Regions from separate parts of the Mus musculus genome. Here regions 1, 2 and 3 are each linked to region 4. A link is a loop called in an ENCODE intact Hi-C map of the cell type or tissue named here. Cell type or tissue: left cerebral cortex. All regions are shown on one strand.

What was found. Hi-C counts contacts between places; a loop is a spot of excess contacts. Peaks named below come from ENCODE experiments on the same cell type or tissue, not always from the same donor. Only the 100,000 strongest peaks of a DNase experiment are listed, where the experiment ranks them.
Region 1: it touches region 4 in a loop (4-fold over the local background); 4 of 42 quality-filtered maps call a loop at or near these places.
Region 2: it touches region 4 in a loop (3-fold over the local background); 5 of 42 quality-filtered maps call a loop at or near these places.
Region 3: a loop joins it to region 4, with 2.9 times the contacts of the local background. A loop is called at or near these places in 21 of 42 quality-filtered maps.

The regions. Positions count from the first base shown.
Region 1 is chr13:23,266,660-23,271,659 of GRCm38, reverse strand. n-TIaat15 (a tRNA gene) reads left to right here and starts at 1,144; the gene lies at 1,144-1,239. It also overlaps the pseudogene Vmn1r-ps135. In left cerebral cortex, a CTCF peak has its summit at 2,418; DNase peaks (open chromatin) are centred at 1,095, 1,773 and 2,414; H3K4me3 peaks cover 1,172 bases; H3K27ac peaks cover 706 bases.
Region 2 is chr13:23,282,347-23,287,346 of GRCm38, reverse strand. All of the region lies in intron 1 of 4930557F10Rik (RIKEN cDNA 4930557F10 gene), which reads left to right. Gm40832 (a long non-coding RNA gene) reads left to right here and starts at 601. Exons shown (of 2, transcript XR_873169.1): 1 at 601-1,545; 2 at 2,556-3,024. n-TVaac4 (a tRNA gene) reads right to left here and starts at 1,946; the gene lies at 1,874-1,946. n-TAagc10 (a tRNA gene) reads right to left here and starts at 1,698; the gene lies at 1,626-1,698. In left cerebral cortex, no CTCF peak of the experiment used is centred here; DNase peaks (open chromatin) are centred at 1,083, 1,254, 1,724, 1,900 and 1 more place; H3K4me3 peaks cover 2,010 bases.
Region 3 is chr13:23,398,797-23,403,796 of GRCm38, reverse strand. It overlaps n-TAagc12 (a tRNA gene), which reads left to right and starts at 2,930; the gene lies at 2,930-3,002. n-TVaac2 (a tRNA gene) reads left to right here and starts at 2,652; the gene lies at 2,652-2,724. In left cerebral cortex, a CTCF peak has its summit at 1,974 (motif pointing right); DNase peaks (open chromatin) are centred at 1,971 and 2,885; H3K4me3 peaks cover 1,423 bases.
Region 4 is chr13:22,048,080-22,053,079 of GRCm38, reverse strand. It overlaps n-TSgct5 (a tRNA gene), which reads left to right and starts at 2,313; the gene lies at 2,313-2,394. In left cerebral cortex, a CTCF peak has its summit at 1,955 (motif pointing right); DNase peaks (open chromatin) are centred at 2,019, 2,285 and 3,104; H3K4me3 peaks cover 2,052 bases; H3K27ac peaks cover 1,467 bases.

The sequences.
Region 1 (5,000 bases), 1.2 Mb before region 4:
GTCTGTATGTATTCCTTATGAGTCTGTAGATATGAGATCATCAATAGGTAACAGCAGACTAAGTTAAAAAGATATACACTGATCAGGTGTCCCTTATCTCTAAGATGCACAGTTTGCTTAATATACTCAAATCAATGTGATAAAATAACAGAATGAAAGCAAAATTCTTTGACCATAGATGCTGAAAAAGGTCATTTAACAAGGTTCAGTATCCATTCATGACTAAAATAAAGTCATAACAAAGAATAGAAGAAAATTATTTCAATACATTAAAGTCCATTCATGAAAAGGCACAGCTAACATCGTAACTAATGGAAAAATGTTAAAGGATTTTCTTGTAAGACTTGAAACAAGATGAATGTCCATTCTTGACAGCCTCCCCCCCCCCCCCCCCCCAGTTTATCACTAGCAAGAATAGTTAGCAATAAAAATGAAAGGAATCCAAATTGGGTTTAGAGAGAAAGAAAAACAAGCCTGTTTCCTGATAACAGGTAGAAATCTGTGATGGCTCTACCTACCACAAAGATGTAAGAACAAACAACTTTAATAAACATTCAGGATACAAAATGAACACGAAACGCTTTGAGTTTTTATAGTAATGTGATCTATCAGATGGAGAAAACAATCCCATTTAAAAAGTCTTAACACAGCTATATCACACACACTTCTCCTATAGGCTCAGGGAGCATGAAAGAAGAGGGAGCAGAAAGGCCAGAGACCGCATAGAATCAGCGTGACAACAGTTTTCCCAATAGGAGAACTACAGCAGGCATGAACTCACTGCTGCTGTGATTATTATCAGTTAATGGCTCTGGAACCAAGTTCCTCGGTTTCTCTAGCATGTGTTAGACCAGATCAGGGCAGAAGGAAAAAACCGCATCTTTGAGCAATCCGGTTTGCCAGGGCTGCGCATCTTCCCAGGGAGCATCCTTTCACGCCAAGGTGGAGGGGAGGGGAAAGGCTTTGGGACCGCGCAGATTGCTGCCTCATACCGGGTCGCCAGGGCTGTAATAGCCGCTTGGTGCGGGTATCAAAGGACTTGCAACTGGATGCATAGCTGGGTATGCACCCACACCACAGTATAGCGAACGGTGGATGTTCTACGTAGGCCGTGTAACGAGTGACCAGGAGTGTCCTACGGATGCTCCAGTGGCGCAATCGGTTAGCGCGCGGTACTTATACAACAGTGTGTGCGCGAGAGCGATGCCGAGGTTGTGAGTTCGAGCCTCACCTGGAGCATTGTTTTCATAGAGCCGTCAGGAGCCCAATCAGCAGTTACGAATTAATTTTAGAATCAGCATTTAATTATTCTTAGAATCACATGACTACTGATTGCGTTAGACAGCTGCCTTCCCTGTCTTCCTATCATGCGCTGGCTTAGGGAAAAATATAGTAGGATTATGGTGGCAGCTTCGGCTATTTTTAGAATCCAGAAAGACTAATGATTTCAACGGACCACCGCCTTCCCTGTCTTGCTCCCATGCTTTGGTTTGGGGGAAAATACAGTAGGATTACGATAGCAGGTTCAGCTTCTCTTTTGCTTTGTTTTGTTTTGATTTTTGTTTATTGTTTATTGTTTTTTTCCCCCAGCGCAAACGAAAAGTCACATGACAGCGGTGGTGGAATGGAAAGATGGAGAGAGAATCTGTGTTCAGCTTCCTGGGAATCTCGAACTAGTTTTAGATTGTCTGTAACGGGCTGCTTTTCCTCTTTTGTAAATCTATTCATATGCTTTTAAATGTTGTGATACATTAGAACTCTAGGACAGCCGGGCGTGGTGGCACACGCCTTTAATTCCAGCACTCGGAGGCAGAGCCATGCGGATATCTGAGTTCGAGGCCAGCCTGGTCTACAAAGTGAGTTCCAGGGCTACACAGAGAAACCCTGTGTGTGTGTGTGTGTGTGTGTGGGGGGGGGCAACAACAACAAAAGAACTCTAGGACAAAGCATGCTGTAGTTGTCCCTCTCTAGCATTTGAGAATTCTCCTAGCTTCTAGATCAGCTCCAGGTACATAGCAAAATCCGGTTTATTTTATTTTATTTTATTTTAATTACTGGAGTAAAACAATCCCTGTTGCATATATACCTTTAGTTCAGGCAGAATGAGGGTAGAATGCAACGCCTTCCATTAATGTGCACTCCGACAGTTAATAACAGGTCATCTCTGCAGATCGGGATAAACAGGAGGTGAGCAGTTTACCATCCTCAGAACTGCTTCTATGATTGGCATCATGGAGTCATGTGCCACCATGGAGCCTTTGTACAAGGAGAGAATAAAATCTACCCAGTAAAAAAAAAAAAAAAAGTCTAGCCCCTCCCCAAAAATCTACCAATGAAAAAGGAACAGGTTATACTAAAGGAGAACAGTCTGGTTGCTCTGATTTCTGGACAGGAACTGCTTACAACAACGAATCTGGGACGTTAGAGGGAGCACTTGTGACATTTATATACACAGCCACAGACCATTGCTCCACCTATGAAACTGTGGGGGTGAAGAGAGAGAGAGGAGAGAGAGAGAGAGAGAGAGAGAGAGAGAGAGAGAGAGAGAGAGAGAGAGAGAGAGAGAGAGAGAGAACCATTTAATTATATTTGGAGGACAGCATATAACAATATCCACTTTAATTCCAGATCTGTTCATGCTGTTGTAGCAAAGCTAGTTGGAACTTGACAGAAAATTAAAGATATAAAAGAACTTGCCATAATGTCTGTGGCTTGAGCTTTCTCCACAGGGTTGTCCTGGGACTGATGGTGACAGCCTGGTCCACGCTGAGGAGACAGGTAAAATACTCAGATACTATTGGAGACTGCAGAGAATAAATGCACACACACACTGTGGTCCAAAGGTCATTTGGGGCCATGTGTCCTCTCCCTCCCCGGCCTGGGTAAAAGGAGCAGTGCCAGTGATAGTGGGTCCAGTGCACTGCTGCATAGGGGAGCAGTGGTTTGCGAGGAGCTGTTGACATTATATTAGAAATGCTTCTCTGCACTTTTGCCCCTTTACTCTGGCTTTGCTCATCTGTTTATTAAAATTACACTTTATGGATGAGCAGGACTGTTTACCTCTGTATTCCAGCACTTGGGAGGCAGAGGCAAGAGGACTGCAACTCTGAAGCCAGTCCGTTCCTACTTGTGAGACTTTGTGTCCTGTGTTTCTTTAAAGGAAAAAATAAAATAGCTATATGTCCTTCCATGCATATGAGTAAAATTTAAAACCAGCATCATTTTATAAATCACATAAAGTTCATTTTTGTGGCTGGATGCATATGGATTTCCTTTTTACCGTTGTCCTTTCCTGCTCTCCTCTTTCTCCTTCCCATAGATAGGTGTGCATTTTTCCTGTATCCACCCCCACTTCAGATCAGGGTCTCACTCTTCCCCGTATTAATACTTGATCAGGTCATGCCATATGCCAGTAAATAGGTCCTTCCATTTCACCTAGGCATAAATATGCCTAGTTATAGGATGCCATAGACACTCAAACGAGTTCCTTGGCATCCATTTTTTTTTTTTTGAGACAGGGTTTCTCTGTATAGCCCTGGCTGTTCAGGAACTCACGTTGTAGACCAGGCTGGCCTCGAACTCAGAAATCCGCCTGCCTCTGCCTCCCAAGTGCTGGGATCAAAGGTGTGCGCCACCACCGCCCGGCAAATGTGTAGCCCAGGCTGGCCTCGAACTTGTGATCCTCCTGCTCTGCCTCCTTCAGCAAATCCTACTGGCATGTGCCACCACAACCGGCCAAATTTTTTAGAAAAAGGAGTATGATTTAAATAATTTTGTGGTGTATGGGAATATAATCGCCCCTCTTTTTTTTCTAGGAAGATATTGTTTTAAAGTTCCATGGGTCTGTTCCACAAAACCTTGTCCTTGAGGATTATAAGCAATCACAGTAATATGGGTAACATTAAATTGTCAACAAAACATCTCAAATGCTTGTCTGCAATAGCCAGTTCCATTATCTGTCTTAATCTGATTTGGAACAACCAGCATAGAAAAACAATGTATCTTGCGCGCGCTCGCCTGGCCAGGAAGAACGACGCTGCAACAGGATCCTTCTGCACACGTTTATTGGGAGAGCTTGATCGTAGAGGCGAAAAGACCCCGAGCCCAGAACTGGTGCTGCTTTTATAGGCCTAGGAGGGGCGTGTCTCACACCCAGATTGGTTATGCACTAAGCCTCATTTGCATGTTCCTCATCTGATTGGCTACTCTCTCTCAGTACCTTACAGAACCTCATTATCATACCTCATTTGCATGTCTCACATCTGATTGGTTATACTCTCAGTACCTTACAGAACCTCATTATCATGCCTGGGCCAGGCAGTGTCTTGGCAAAAAACTTTACTGCATATGTACATATTGGTGTTTGTCCAATCTTATGCGTGGTGGCCAGCAGTAGTCAGTGCCACTCAGCAACGGCACATGTGGCTTCCCACATCTCCCCCTGTTTGTTTTAATAAAATGAGGCTGGACTAGGCCTGTGCAATTATGCCCATCCGCCGTGGCTCCTGTTTTAGATTGTTCCTCTAATGTCACAGCCTTACCCGTCATAGGGTAACCCTATTGCCACCGGGCCCCATGTCTTAGGTTGGACTGTGCATGAGGAAAGTTGCCCGTCTCTGGATACCGCAGTGCTGTGTGACAATAACTGCTAAATGACCTAGGGCGAACTCTGTAAAAGAGGCCAGCCAAAAAATGAATTAGTGGGGAAATCATGATCACTCTATTGATGAGCAAGGGCTGATCAATGATCGTTGAGTCTCTTTCATCCCATCTCATGCTGACTAATTCTTGAGCATAGATAACCAAATTTCAAGGGAGGAGCCGTTTTCAATAGCTAAAAGTGCCTGAGTTATAATCACCTTGTCACGTTTTTGTTGGGTTCTGAATTTGCATACCAATCAGAGCATGAACACCAGTCCACAGCATATGGCAGCACCAAACAAAATCACTCCCACCCATTCCTTAAAGTAAGAAAAAGCAGAGGTAAGCCAAGAGGTAAA
Region 2 (5,000 bases), 1.2 Mb before region 4:
AACCTCCACAGCCTTGATTTAGACTGGGCTCCTGGTAATGGTTTCCTGTCCCAGAGCTGGGTTCTATCCCCTGGAACTCTGCCAGGGCATTCCAGACCAGGCTGGTATTTAGGCCCAGGCTGTAGGAGGAAATTCTCCCGCAGAGAAAGAACAACTGAGTATGTTCTTGCCGTTACAGCTTCTGGAGGCAAGTGAGCAAATTGTTGAGACTGAGCTGCGTGTGTTTCAGCACTTCAGCAGGCAGAGAAGCCCGCAAATGAGCCGCGTGTCCCGACACTGCTGCTGTCTTACTTGTATAGGTTGGAAGAGTCTTTACCTGAGGGACAGAGGTGTCGCGGCAAATCTGCCGAGTCTGTCTCTGAATTAGAAGCTGGAGCTTCTCCTTTGCAGGCCAGCAGTTATTCTCCTCACCCTCACCCCGCTGTAGCCTGAGTCCCTAGTCTGCTGTCCGAGGCTTTACTAACTAGGACTAGTCTTCTGCTAGCAAGGCCGCCTGCTGCTTCTTTCTTCCCGAAAGGAACTGTCCCGTCTCAACTCTCTGGAGATTCTGGAGCAGAAGAAAACTAGTCCGGAATCCAGACCGTCTACGGGGACCGCCCAGGATTAAATAGTCCACATACTACAAATCAATTCAAAAGGGTCCAGCTCTAGCCGCTCTGGCAGAGGTGTCATTGATGGGTTCAATGGTTGTATCTTAGAATAGGAATATCAGGTGGGACCTTTCCCAGTTAGAGGCAGGGCTACCTACATATACATGTACTGTCTTCTGAGGCTCGAGTGTGAGGCGAGCGTGATAACCGCTACACTACGGAAACGACAACGGAACCGTTTTCTCTCATTTTACAATCCAAGTCAAACACTATAACTTTGCTAAAGTGTAGTCTCGAAGTTACAGATCCACATTAACTAAGAAAACTTTGAGAAGTGCAACGAAAATAGAGATTTAAAACGATAGAGGAGAAGCGAGAACCTGTCACAGGGAAAGAATAAGAAATGCACCTCGGGCGGAGCGGAGGAGGGAAGAGTTCACGGGAAGAAGCGCGGGAGTAGGGATTCCCGCATTGAGACGCAGCGCTGCATCACAGGGGAATCGCATGCGTGTAAAACACACAGAGGAGGTTGGGAGAGCCTGATTACCTGGAGACACCTCGAGGAGAATGTTGTAGTCGCTGGAGAGCTTTTGAGAGAACCCGGGCAGGAGGTAGAGTTTAGAAATGGAAAATTGAGACTAGTGGGACGGAAGCCACATTTCATTCAGGCCAAGAGGAGGTTGGGCCATGCGATGCTGTTGGCCGTGCAGATCCGTGAGAGCACAAAAACCCTCCAATAACGCGGGCGAGTGAGCAAAGAGATGGACAAGGAAAAGATTCCAGAGAGGCGGGCAGAGAACTTACAAGTACTAAGTGGTTTAAGAAAAGTCTAAACCTGGTTAAACAGAAGAGATTCTGCACCAGTGTCTGTGGAGTGAAGGAATAGAAACGCTCAAAAACAACTGTCAAACACACAAACTAGAGCGTGCACGATGTGGGTGTGAGAAACTGGCAAGTGAGTGTGTGATGAACCTTTTGTTTAGAGTGTGAGAGCAAAGTGTAATTTTCAGTCCTAAATCTAGTTAACATAAAAACTGGAGGATGTGGGCATCGATCCCACTACCTCTCGCATGCTAAGCGAGCGCTCTACCATTTGAGCTAATCCCCCGAGTTACAGTACAGTCTTCTTGGACTTTCATTTATGCCAAGTGCCTCCACTGTTTTGTTTTTCTTCTCCATACAAGTTACCATGTCTTTTAATGCTAAAAACATAGGACGGAGACTACTATCTTCTAACTTCTCAAAAGTGTAGAGAGTGAAACTGAGAGTTCGAAAAAAAGTAATGTTTCCGCCCGGTTTCGAACCGGGGACCTCTCGCGTGTTAGGCGAGCGTGATGACCACTACACTACGGAAACACCCTCAAGAGGGTTTTCTTCCCACTTTCTACACATAGATTCCAAGGTTTCTTAGTAAATGGTTTGATGGCATTCTTTGTATATGTATGTATCACAGGGTAGCTAAGTCAATGTAACTACCGTGGCTGTCCCCCTCCATCCCTAGGACTTGGTGATCCCACTGTTCTCTGCTATTGCCAATCGAATACAAAGATTGCACACTGTAAGCGAAGTCCGGTGGAATTTGTCCCTCTGTGGCTGGTCTACCTCACTTAACACCGTGTCCTCAGCTTCTTCGTGCCAGTGATTGCAAGTGACAAAGCCTTTTTAGAAAGGGCGGAGAAGCTAACATCCCATGTGTGTCTGCTGTGTTTTCATTTGTCCACTGATGAACGGTAGCTTGATTTTGTATCTTGCTTATTAAGAGTTATCCTGCTCTGAATGTGAAGGTGTGAGTCGCCCATAAGATGAGGATTCACTACCATGAACAGAGCAAGTATGAGCCCATGACTTTGGTAATGTTCCCTATTGCTAAATTTCTAAAGGAATTGTCATGCTTGTACTTTTAATGACTGTAATTATTTATATCCCATCAAAATGATGTAAGCATCTTCTTTTCTCACACCTCAGCCACACCAGCTCTCTTCTGTTTTTGAGGATGGATAGCAAACATTTCAACTGTGGTGCTTCTCATTCTGCCTGCTCAGCTGTGTCTCTTCTTCCTGGTTCATTCCTCGGAGCAGCACCCTCGGTGTCTACAGTAATTGACATTACATCAACGTCTGCTTGCAGGAGGGAAGGCCTGAAGCAATGTCAGCATCAGGGAAAAGACTAACTCATGGCCTGGGTTGTGCACAGGCATCTGATCTTATGCTATTCCAAGCTGGGTGTTGAAATGGAAGCGCAGTGGGTGACTACACGATACAGTTGTGTTTTCATTTCTCAAGGAAGGCTCTGACTGTCCTGCTGCTTGGCACACAACTTGCATTTTGACTTTTTACCTTTAGAATTTTCTTTCCATTTTAAGTGGCTGATTATCTTTGGGGTTAGAGTTGGTGCTGGGCAAATGTCAATTAAGAATAAACATATTGACAGCCAAGCAGGGCTGGCTCCAGTCCATAAAGAAGCAGTCCTCAAAAGAATGTCCAGAACAATACTGTGTGTGTGTGTGTGTGGTTGTGTCTCACTAACCTTCGGCACTCTGACAGCCTGTCACTGACTCAAACTTTTGATCAGTTAGATCAGAGGATTGGGACATAAGGTTCCAATACTGAGTTATGAGAGAGGTAGCCTAGGAATCTTTCAGCAACCAATGGCTTAAACAAAGTAGTTTTATTATCACACCCACAAATCTGGAGACAGAAGTGACAGTGGTTACTGCAGCGTCTCCTGATGACATTGGGATTTATGCTCCTCCTGATGACCTGGGCTCCTAACGCTCACACATCAGTTCACAACTGTCAGCATCAGGATGTAAAGCCCACTGTGCACAGACATACATGAGGATAATCACCCATACACAAATTTTTTTTTTGTTAAAGATCATTTTTAAAAATGAGAGCACTCTTCCTTATATTTAACCTGCATTAGGCTGTAACTAATTTCCCGGGATAGCCATCACATAAACTAATCCATAACCCATATTGTTAACTGAGATCCAGTAAGTATGGGTAAATGACCTTAACTGCACATGACTACACACTGCATTACAAGGAGTTAGCTAGCTTTGGCTGTAACTGCACACCACAGCTCTTACATCTAGTAATGAAGTCACAAGGTACTTTCTGAACCTGAAATATCCTAGAAACACAAAGTACAGAGTTCTTAAGCCAGTTGAAGTAGCAGGCTCAATTTGTTCCACAGGACAGGGCAGGAGCCTTAAACACCCAACTTTGGAAATTGGTAGTTTGTCTACAAAATAGCTTCCCAGTCTTATTTTGAAGCATGTTCAATAACATTTCCCTCCTCCTCCTCCTCCTCCTCCTCCTCCCCCCTCCTCCTCCCTCCTCCTCCCTCCTCCTTCTTCCTCTTCTTCTTTTTCCTCTTCCTTCTCCTCATCTTCCTTCTCTTTCTCCTTTCTTTTCCTTATTGTTTTTGAGACAGGGTCTTAACATGTAGCCCTGTCTGTCCTGGAACTATCTATGTAGACCAGGTTGGCCTTGAACTCACAGAGATGTGCCTGACTCCCAAGTACTGAGATTAGAGGTTTGTACAAAGTCCAGTCAACACTTGTTTTTATCAATGTTTCATTATTGGGCTCTAGTCACACAGAACAACCACCACAGACTAGCTGACTTTCACTCTGTTCTTACCATTGTTCCTGTAGAAGAGGCTTGATGTGGACGAGTAGGCTTACAGAGTCCCAGATGAAGATGTAAATCTGACTTTTATTACCTTTGTGACTGTTTGGATCAAGACCTTCCTGATGCTCCTTATCACTGTCACAAGTAGATGACACTCTCCAAACTGGTTGTCAAAGCAAACATCACAGGTAGTGGAGTGCAGAAAGTGTATTACTTAAGATTTTTTATAAAACCTCTCCTCACAGCAACTCACTCAAAGAGTTCGTGAACATTTATTTACCAGACTGAAACACTAAAGTGTCAAAGATAATGTTGGGTCTTCATACTGATAACACCAGGGTAAAAACATCAACAATTACTGTTAAACAGGAGGAGCTACCCCTGAGGAAGGCAGTCCATGTGATAGACCCACGGTGTGGGCTGGACTGAGGAAGGAGAATGGAGATAGGAAAAGTGGTTGGAAAGGCAGGTGGAATGGATCAATGAGGGACTCATACATTACTCAGTCTTTGTTTTCTAGGTGTGGTCTTGCACTTCTTGGTTTTCAAGCTATGTATATGTGTATACATACCCACTTTCTTGTATGGATACCATATGCTAATAAAATGTAAAACATTAAAATGATTATGTTAATGCTAGTTCATCAACATCTTTCTTGCTTATTACGTTAAATGATTTATCTCACAGATGAGAAGAAGGTAACATATAGTATTCACAGCTTGACGGTTTAGAAGATTTGAGTGCAGCAGTACTGCTAGAGGTAGATCCCAGT
Region 3 (5,000 bases), 1.4 Mb before region 4:
GATTTCTGCTATCTGTTGTGTGTGTGGGGGGTGATCTGAGATTTTTTTTTTCCCTGAGTCTTTTTGGATGTGGCTAATCTCATCAGGGTGAAGTTTTCCTTCTAATGTTTTCTGCAGAGCTGGATTGGTAGATAAAAATTATTTAAATTTGGTTTTGTTATGAGATGTTTTTCTTTCCTTGTTGGTTGCAATTGACAGTTTTCATGGATATTGTCTCTCTGAGTTTGTAGATATCTGTCCAGGCCCTGCTGACTTTCAGAGTGGCCATTGACATGTCAGGTGTTATACTAATTTGCACATCTTTTTAACATTGATCTTTCTCCCTTGCAATTTTTAATATTGTTTCTCCATTCTATTTATTTAAAGTTTTGAATATTATGTGTTCTGGGAAGTTTCTTTTCTGGTCCTGTCTATTTGGTGGTCTATAAGTTTCTTCTACTTGGACAAGTACCTCCTTCTTTAGTTTTGGAAATTTTTCTTATATGATTTTTTAAAAATTATTTTCTGTGCCTTTAGTCAGATTTTCTGGATGCTTTGTAATTGGATTAAAAAACTATTTAACATTTTCTTTGACTGAACTATTCATTTATTCTACCTTGTCTTCAAATTCTCTCTTGATTATCTTGTAATCTGTTGATGAGGCTTACCTCAGAGGTTGCTGTTTGACATCCTAAGTTTTTTATTTCCAGGTTGAGTCCAGTTTAGGTTTTTCTTAGTGATTCTATTTCTATTTTCCTGTCTTGAAATGTTTTCCTCATTTTATTGTCTTAGGGTTTCTATTCTGTGAAGAGATACTGTAGTTATGGCAACTCTTAAAAAGGAAATAATTTAGTTGTGGCTGGGTTACAGTTCACAGCAAAAAGAGAGAGTGAGCCACTGGACCTGGCTTAAGCTTCTGAAACCACAAAGCCCCTTCAGTGACACAGTTTCTCCAATAAGGCCACACCTACTCCAATAAGGACACACCTACTCCAATAAGGCCACACCTACTCCAACAGGGACACACGTCCTAATCCTTTCAAACAGTGCCGCTCCTTATGAGATTATAGAGGGCACTTCCATTCAAACTACCACATTCATCCAACTGTTTGTGTTTTTACACTTCAGTTAAGCATTTTTCTTATCTTTTTAAAGGTTAAGGTCCTTAAACACATTCATGATTACTATTTTAAAGCCCTTGTCTTATGCTTTTTGTATATATTGCATTTCTCAAGGCCTGTTTCAATAGGGTTACTGGCTTCTCGGGAAGGCATATTGTCTTGCCTGTCCATGTGGCAGAGAAGTTATGATACTTGAGGTGTTTCTTGGTGAAGTTATCTGTTCCTGTCTTTATTGGGTGCGTGTCCTGTTCTTTGGTTGCCGTCGCCCACTCTGGGCCCTTGGCAAGTGAGGTGGCCGTGGGGTTCCTGGTAGAGAGGGGTCCTGTAGCTTGCTGGGTGACACAAAGGAAAGAGAAAAGAATCAGAGGGGCAGTGGGAAAGAGCTAGTGGGCCCGGGTTTGCACCGGTTCCCACAGGGTAGAGGTGGGGTGGGAGGAGGGGCTCCCGCAGGCAGGCTGCTACAGGACTAAGAGAGTAGGTCTGAATGATGAGAGATCAGAATGGAGGGCAGGAAGGAGTGAAAATTGCCTAACATGTCCCAACTCAGTGTGCTTGCTGAAGGTTCACGGTAGAAAGCTTTTCTGATCGATAGTTGACACAGGAGTAGAGACGCGCTGTGAGGAAAGGCTCAGAGGGGCTGTGGCAAAGAGCTAAGGGACCCTAGATCTCCACCAGGAGGCCCCAGGGATGTAGGTGGGGTAAGGGAGGAGGGGCTCCTGAGTCTCAGCCCAGTGTGGTCACTGGGACTCCCTGGTATAAAGGGTTTCTGTGTGTCATTGGTTGACACAAAGACAGGAAAAGCCGAGCGGATCCACAGGAAAACGCTAATAATTCTTACGTGAATGGGTATTTACATGCAGTGTCCGGAAGACGCCAGAAGAGGGCAGTAGATGCCCTAGTAGTGGAGCTGAACACGCTTATGAGCTCTCCCGTGGTGCTAGAATTCAAAGTCAGGTCCTCTGAAAGAGCAGCTAGTTCTCTAGCATGACAATTTCTTTAGAAATTGAAAATAGAGCCACAGAGGCTGCCCTCCACTGGGCATGAGGCCACAGTAGTGGAATCAAAGTGTTCCGAACATTCATGAAAACGGAGCTGTGTCTTCTGAAACAGTCACACGTTTGTATTTATAGCAGGATTGTTCCAAAATCAAGCTGCTGTTCATCAATGGACAGATGAAAACACAGCAGACACACATGGAACGTTAGCTACTCTGCCCTTTCTAGAAAGGTTCTGTCACTTTGTTCCAATGACTGGAACGAAGAAGCTGAGGACATGGTGTTAAGTGAGGTAGACCAGCCACAGAGGGACAAATTCCACAGGACTTCACTTACAAGTCCTGTGCAATCTGAGTGTTCACTTGGCACTAGAGGGGTAGAGTGGGGTTACTAAGGGTTAGGGATGGAGAGCTACCTTAGTTACTTTGATTTAGCTACTCTGCGATGCGTACATATGCAAAAAAAAAACAAAAACAAAACAAACAAACAAAAAACCATTTGCTAATCACGTTTTGAATGCATGTGTAGAAAATAGAAAAGTATATAATCTTGGGGTGTTTCCGTAGTGTAGTGGTCATCACGCTCGCCTAACACGCGAGAGGTCCCCGGTTCGAAACCGGGCGGGAACATTTTTTTTTTTTTTTTTGGTTTTTCTTACTTTCTCGTGGTTTCAGACCTTGAGCTCATTCCCTACAACTAGGAGACATGAATTTCGGCTGTGGTTGTAGCTTTTACCATCGTGTGCTCTTGGATCCTAACTATATCAAATAAATTGTTTGAATGACAGAAATTACTAGCCATAAAAGAAAGTACAAGAAGCCATCTACTATGGAGGGGGGATTAGCTCAAATGGTAGAGCGCTCGCTTAGCATGCGAGAGGTAGTGGGATCGATGCCCACATCCTCCACAGCTTTTGAACTTCTGGTCATTCTTACTAAGTTTTCTTTTGGCTCCTATGGAAGAAACGTCTGTTTTAGACTAAGTTGTTACTCTTTGCTGTCATGCTAAAAGTATAAGCTTTGGGTTTCCATTCAGCTTTCAGTGTTCTGATCGTCTAACAAATGTTTGTAAGCATTTACAAAGTTGAGTAAGAGCTTTTTCTGTGCAGGTGTAGACCTTCACCCTTAAACCTCCACATTGTGCCTGCTGTAACTTCTGTGGAACCTTCCTTGTCCATCATTTGCCAACTCTACTACTTGGGTAGGAGGTTGTTCTGAGCCCCACAGGAAGGGTGCTTCCCAAAGCCCTGCACTGCCACCACCAACATCATGTTCACAAACCTCTCCTGGGCCTGAGTGGATCGTGGCCCCCTTCTTACTAGACTCAGTTTCCCATTTCTAAGCTCTGTGTAAAAACCGAGAATCACTTTGCTGTGACTGTTTAAGGCACCTGCCCGGGTTCTCTCAAAAGCTCTCCAATGTCTACAGCATTCTCTTCCAGGTGGTTTCGAGTGCCTGTGTTCTACCCTCCTTCCTTTCCTTTTTGTTTTTACCTTCCTAAGGCAGTGTGGTATGCCCTACACTCTGTCCTGACTCCTGCCAGAGGCTCTAACTGAAAATGCTCCCTCGTGACATTCCTAGACAGGTTGGAAAACAACCATTGAACCCACCAAGGACGCTTCCACCTCGTCTTTTGAAACATCATGAGTGGACCCTCTCGAGTCGAGGATGTCTTGAGTGGACATTCTAACGCGGGGCATTCCCCTTGGAATATCCAGTACCCGGATTAGCATTCTTCTGTTGTGGAATCTGAAATGAGATGGTGGACAGTAGTTCCCTGCTGGAAAATGAAGCCGCGGGTGTACTTGCCTGGCTCTACTGCAGCCTGGGTTCACATGCCTTTCTGGTCTGGAACTGTCCTGGCAGTGACCCACAATGATAGAGCCCAGCTCTTGGGGCAGGAAACCATTAGCAGGAGCCCAGTCTAAATCAAGGCTGTGGAGGTTGGGAGATTGGGTATCTGGAGTGTTAACGAGTGAGTTACTGTGCAGACCAGGCAGAGACAGGGGAGTTGGGGCAGAGGAAGAGCTCAGTATTTGATACTCAACCTCTGCTTCCCAGTTCAGGCCTTGACACTTTCCAGCTCTGAGACCCTGAGAAAAACACTCAATCTACCTGAGCCTCTGTTGCATGTGGAAAGGGCAGATGTGTACAAGTCCTTTTACTGCCAAAACTCAACTGAACTACATGGAATAAACTCAACAAATCGTTCCTGAGAACCTTAGTTTGTGGAATGATTACAAGGGGAATGTCTCTAGTCATGTAGACTCAGACGCAAGCAGAGGATACAGAGTATCCAGCAGAATGCTGTGGCCAGAGACTGAGCTTCAGGACCATTTTCTAGTTCATTCACTCATTCAGTAAGTGAATGAAGAACCTTTCCTTGCTACTTTTCTTCCTTGGAGAGCAGAGAGGTAAGCCTCCCGAGGGAAGAGTGAGTGTGCCAGAGAAGTGAAACATGAGGTAAGGGAGGGGCACGGGGCAGTTGTACGTGAACCTGGTCCCTCAGCTCGGAGGGTCTTACTTAGATGAATCCCAGAGGGGTGTGGACACCATCGTTCTGGATGTGAAATGCAGATGTTTTTACCTTACCTTCAGATGCAGCAGTAGCTGCTAGGGTGCAAAATCCAAGAGATGCTTTGTTCTTTAAAGCTGCCGGTGGATACAGGGTGCTTGGATACTAAGACTCAACATTTCTAATTTGAAGTTGCTGGTAGGAAGGGCTATTTCTGTGCAGCTGCTGGTGGGTCAAACTCCTGACCTTGTCTTGAGGTCCAACCTCAGAGAGGGCAAGGAGACCTCCTTTTCCCACCAGGGTTGATTAGTTGTTTGTGTAGCAGGCTGACAGTGGGTGATGGGTGATAAGAATTGGGGACACACACACACACACACACACACACACACAC
Region 4 (5,000 bases):
TGCTGCTGCTTTGTTTTGTTTTTGTCGAGCATACATGTGCCTGTAATCCCAGTGCGGGGGAGGAAGAGACAGGTGGATCTAATCACTGCGACCTAGCCTGCTTGGAAAGCTCCAAGTCCCAGTGAAACCCTGTCTCTAGGAGAAAGGTGGACGGTTTCTAAGAAACGACACTAAAGTTGTCCTCTAGTCTCGTCTTGCATGCAAACATAAGTGCAGCCTCACATACAAAAACAAACACAGAAGCCGGGCAGTGGTGGCGCACACCTTTAATCCCAGCACTTGGGCAGAGTGAGTTCCAAGACAGCCAGGGCTACACAGAGAAACCCTGTCTTGGAAAAAAAAACAACAACACAGAAATGGGAGCAAATGCCTGTAATCCCAGCTCACAAGTTGCAGGCCAGAAAAGACCCTGTCTATAAATTAATAAATTATTTTAACTCCAAGTAGTGAAAATCTTTGCCACTACTAAAGGAAAAGAAGACCACTTACATATATTTTGAAGCAACTGAAACTTTAGAACGTGCAATTAGCTCTGCTCAGAACTTTTAAATGTACATTTAAAGTGAGAAGTAAAGTATAAGAAAAGGATTCTGCTAAGATAAAGGAAGAAAGGTCACGACTGCTCCACGAAGAAAATTACTTGTTGGAAGAGAGTAAAGGATAGGTTCTTCTTGGTACAAAACAAAACAGTAAGACTGAGCCCCGAGACCAAGACCATGGGAAGCTGCAGAGCTGAGGCAGGACTGTTGGAACCAAGGGGTCATGCCACAAAGCCGCAACGTAAAGGCTCTTCATGGAAAAAGAAAATAACTATTCTTTGTGACTCTTGAATTCACAAAAACAAGCACAAAGATATTAGTGCACCCTTAAGGAAGAGAATCCTAACTGAACACAGTTAGCACCTGTTCACCCCACTCCCCTCACCCCACCCCTGATGTTCAGCAGTGACTGATTTGCCAGGACCCTGTGAGACATCCCTCTGACCTGTCCCTTCCATTTTCAGTTTAAGCATGGGGTGATCAGCTACTAACTTCCTCATCTGACCCATGAATGTAACTCCCTGGTCACCTTTGGTACTTTCCTCTGAAATCTCTCCCTTAAAAACCTTGCTTTCCGATGTTAGAGAAAAGATTCTGTGTGGTTAAGAGCCTTCTTGCTTTTCCATAGGACCCGAGTGCAGTTCCCAGCACCCGTGTCATGTGACACAACTCTAGCTCCAGAAGATCCCACGCCCCTTTTTTCATTTTTTTATACCCCCGCATTTACACTCACAAAAATAAACAAATAAATGAATAAGTAAATATAAATAAATATTAAAAAGGAAGGGAGGGAGGGAGGGAGGGAGGGAGGGAGGGAGGGAGGAAACACGCAGGAAGGTCTGTGGCTCCAGCACTGGGAAGCCTGAAGCACGAGGGCTGTCACCAGTTTGAGTTCAGTACAGGCTACACCCCTGTCTCTACAACACAAAAAGCAATGCAAAACAACGTTTTGCTTTTAACTCATTTTCAAAGGAACATTTATGGTTTGGATTAGTCAGTAATTTCTATCCATTATCTCTATTCTATTCATTATCCATTTCCTATCACAAACAAAAACGTCTTAACTTGTAATATCCACCTCTTTCCTTCCAGAATCCTCCTTGTCTCCCTCCTCTGCCTGTTCCTCTCTTCACGCGCGCGTGCATGTGTGCCTGTGTGTGCTTATGTGTGCCCGTGCTTTCTCAAGCACCACGTTCCTTTGAAAATCAAATGCGGGATAGACAAGCCAGAAATCAAGGTCTCTCCGTGCCGACGGCCTGGGAAAAGACGCCAGGGATCAAGTCCTAATAAGAAGAAAACAGCGGATTCTGAGTACTGTCTACTCTAATCCAGCGACCACTTTTCCAGGAACTAGCTCCCCGGAGATCTGCGGCGAGTCACCGGGGTGGAAATCCGCACAGGTCACGGGCTCCAGGGGGCGCTGCGGGCAGCGAGGCATGGCCCACCTCTGTCTCGCCCGCCTAGCCACGCCCACCACCGTCTTCTGCACCGCCACATCCTCCGACCTCTACTCGGAGGGACCGCCCAGGATGCTCCTTCCGGATGTTCCCGTCCAGATCACGACTTTTCTGAATGCAGCGAAAGCACGCACATCCCAGTTCCTTTTGTTGTTGTTTTTTGTTGTTGGGGTTTTTCGCCCCTCACATTTTCTTCCTTTCTAGGTCATTCCTCTACGCACAAGCCATATGTCCACGACTGCTCCCAGTGAGCACTACCTTGTGGCCCGGCGCCTCTAAACTCTGACCGAGCCACGTGGCTCCTTCTGCATGCTCTGACGAGGTGGCCGAGTGGTTAAGGCGATGGACTGCTAATCCATTGTGCTCTGCACGCGTGGGTTCGAATCCCATCCTCGTCGGTCTGGGTCTTTTATTTAAGAATGAAGATCTATACGTAATTGTAAATTCAAGTCTAGTCAGAGATTTTACATTTAACTATGAACCCAATTCTCATTTGCTTCTATCAGCGTGGTTTCAGCATATTAAGTCTTACTATGCTCTGTTTGGCTTTTAACCATTGTGTTTCGCTTGGTGTCACCTGTGAGCGAAGTGTCTGGATGATTGTTTTAATGCACTTTCTCCTGGTGAATTCGTTCCTGACCACCGTAAGAAAAACTAAAAAATCGAGGTGAGAACAGAGAGAAGAGAAAGAAGGGCAAGGAAAGGAGACCCAGATGAAGCTGAAGTCCGTTCTTTCCCTCACTCTATTACTTTAGTTTCATTTTTGGCATTTTCATTAAGTCCCTCTTTTAGAAATCAACATGACTACGAGCACTGAAAAATGAAAGATCAGAGCGCGTACACACACGAGAACCATCATACCAGACTGGAATCATTACTGCTTAGATACTTTGTACATAATGAAACATAGGCTGTATTTTCACATGTATTTTGGAGGATCTACTAAGAGTGGCTAGCATCTTGCAAATTCCATTTTCTAATCATGCTTTCATTTACTATCAATTTACCAGTCTTTAGGATTACTAGCTCCCCTTCCTCCAAGCTGAGGAAACATCTTGTTAGAACAATGAAAAAGAATGTAAGAAGAGATGCTAAGGTGGGGGGAGGGGCTGCTGTGAAACACTGCCTAATGGCCACAGCGTGGATGCTCTGCAGCTGTGGTTACCCGCGCAAGATCAAAGCGCTTAAAAATACCAGCGCAGAGGGGGAAAGAGGCTACAGAGGCTGCAGCCCCAGCTGATGATTGAGTGCTGGGGAGAGTCACATTTTGTTGAATGGGAGGGGCCACTAGCGTATGACCCACAACCACGTGTATATAGGGAACAAATTAGATCAAAGATTAAAGAAATTTAAAAAAATGATTTTTTAAATCATGAAGATGAAAGGCACATGTATGGGGAGGGCGTTTCTGAGAAGATTTAGATGGGGTAGTGAGATCAAAATACATTGTATGCATGTTTGAAAATTTCAAAATATACATAGTTTGAGAAAACTGAAAAATTATTAAATAATCATAAACTTAAAAAATACACTGAAATGTATGCTAATATAAAATAGCCATGTAATTATCTCAGAACAGCGTCTACTTCTTTGCATTTATGAAATTCCTGTTTTACACAATAGGCTTATATTTAATTTTTAGAGATGTTGTTGTTGTTGATTGTTTCTTTGTTGTTTGGGACTGGAACTCTCTACATAGCCCCTGCAACCCTGGAACGCACTGTGGTAGACCAACTTGGCCTTGGGCTTGACTCTGCCTCCAGCTTAAAGGTGAGTGCAACCACACATGGCAGACTTTTCTTTTTAAGTTTTGGTTTTAAAACACCACACAGGCCAAACAGTTCACAAAGATGAAGCAATCTCAAGGCAAGCACCTGCATAACCTTCACAAAGGCATCTAGAGCCTCCTCCAAGCCAGCCACTAACCCAACTTAAACTTTCATCATTTCTTTGCAGTTTTTTTTTTTTTTTTCCCGGTTTGTTTCTTTTTTGTTTTTTGAGACAGGGTTTCACTCTGCTGCCCTGGAACTCTGTAGACCAGACTGACCTCAAGTCAGAGATTTGCCTGCCTCTGCCTCCCCAGTGCTGACATTAAAGGCGTGTGCACCACACCCACCTCTTTACATTTTCTTATCACCAATGTTTCACTCTTAACATTAATGCTTACCCATCTCCATAATTTATATAACTAAAACCTCACAGTTTAAAATATTTATTATCTTCCAATTTCTGAGGACCAGAATGCTAAAAAGAGGGTAAGCTAGCTGGACCCTTCCTGCCTCAGCTTCCCTCCCAAAGCTCATGTGACAGCAGCAGAAGTGTTAGCTGTGCTCTGGCTGGAGTGCAGCAGGATTGGCTTGGTCATAATCGCTGACCTGGTTTTTGACAGGATGTTAGGTATTCTAGATAGCTGTGGTCTGGAGGCCACCTCCACTGAAGGTCATTTGAGTTCTATGCAGGCAGCTTACAATGTAGTGACTTGTTTTATAAGAGCGAGCAAGCTGTAAGACACAGAAACAGGGACAAAGATCACTTTCACTCATGACCTAACTTAAGGAGTAACAGGCTGTAAGGGTCCATGATTTGCCAAAGAGTGATACCCCAGACTCAAATAGTTTGCAACAGCAAAAAGCAGAAATTCAGCAGAAATTCCTGCATGCAGGGGTCTCCTCATTTAAGAATGGAGACCCCCGGTGGACTCAAAGGCCCAGCTTTTACTGTCAGTTAGGGGAATTCCAGGGAGGGGTGTGTTCCCTTTTACCTTGACTGATCAGCTCTGTCTATAAGGGTCTGATTGGTTAGGGCTCTGGAGACTTCCCAGGATGGTTCCTTACTCATTCTGGCTACCTATCCTTGCTCCAGGCCAGATGATGTAGTATACTCGTATTGGCTGACCAAAGCTGTGGCTGGCTGGCCACAGGTTCCTGAATCCACGTTCTTGGTCCTGGGAAACAGAAACGTAGGCCTAGTCTTCCAAACTGCCTGTTTGCAGCCTCTCAGCCTG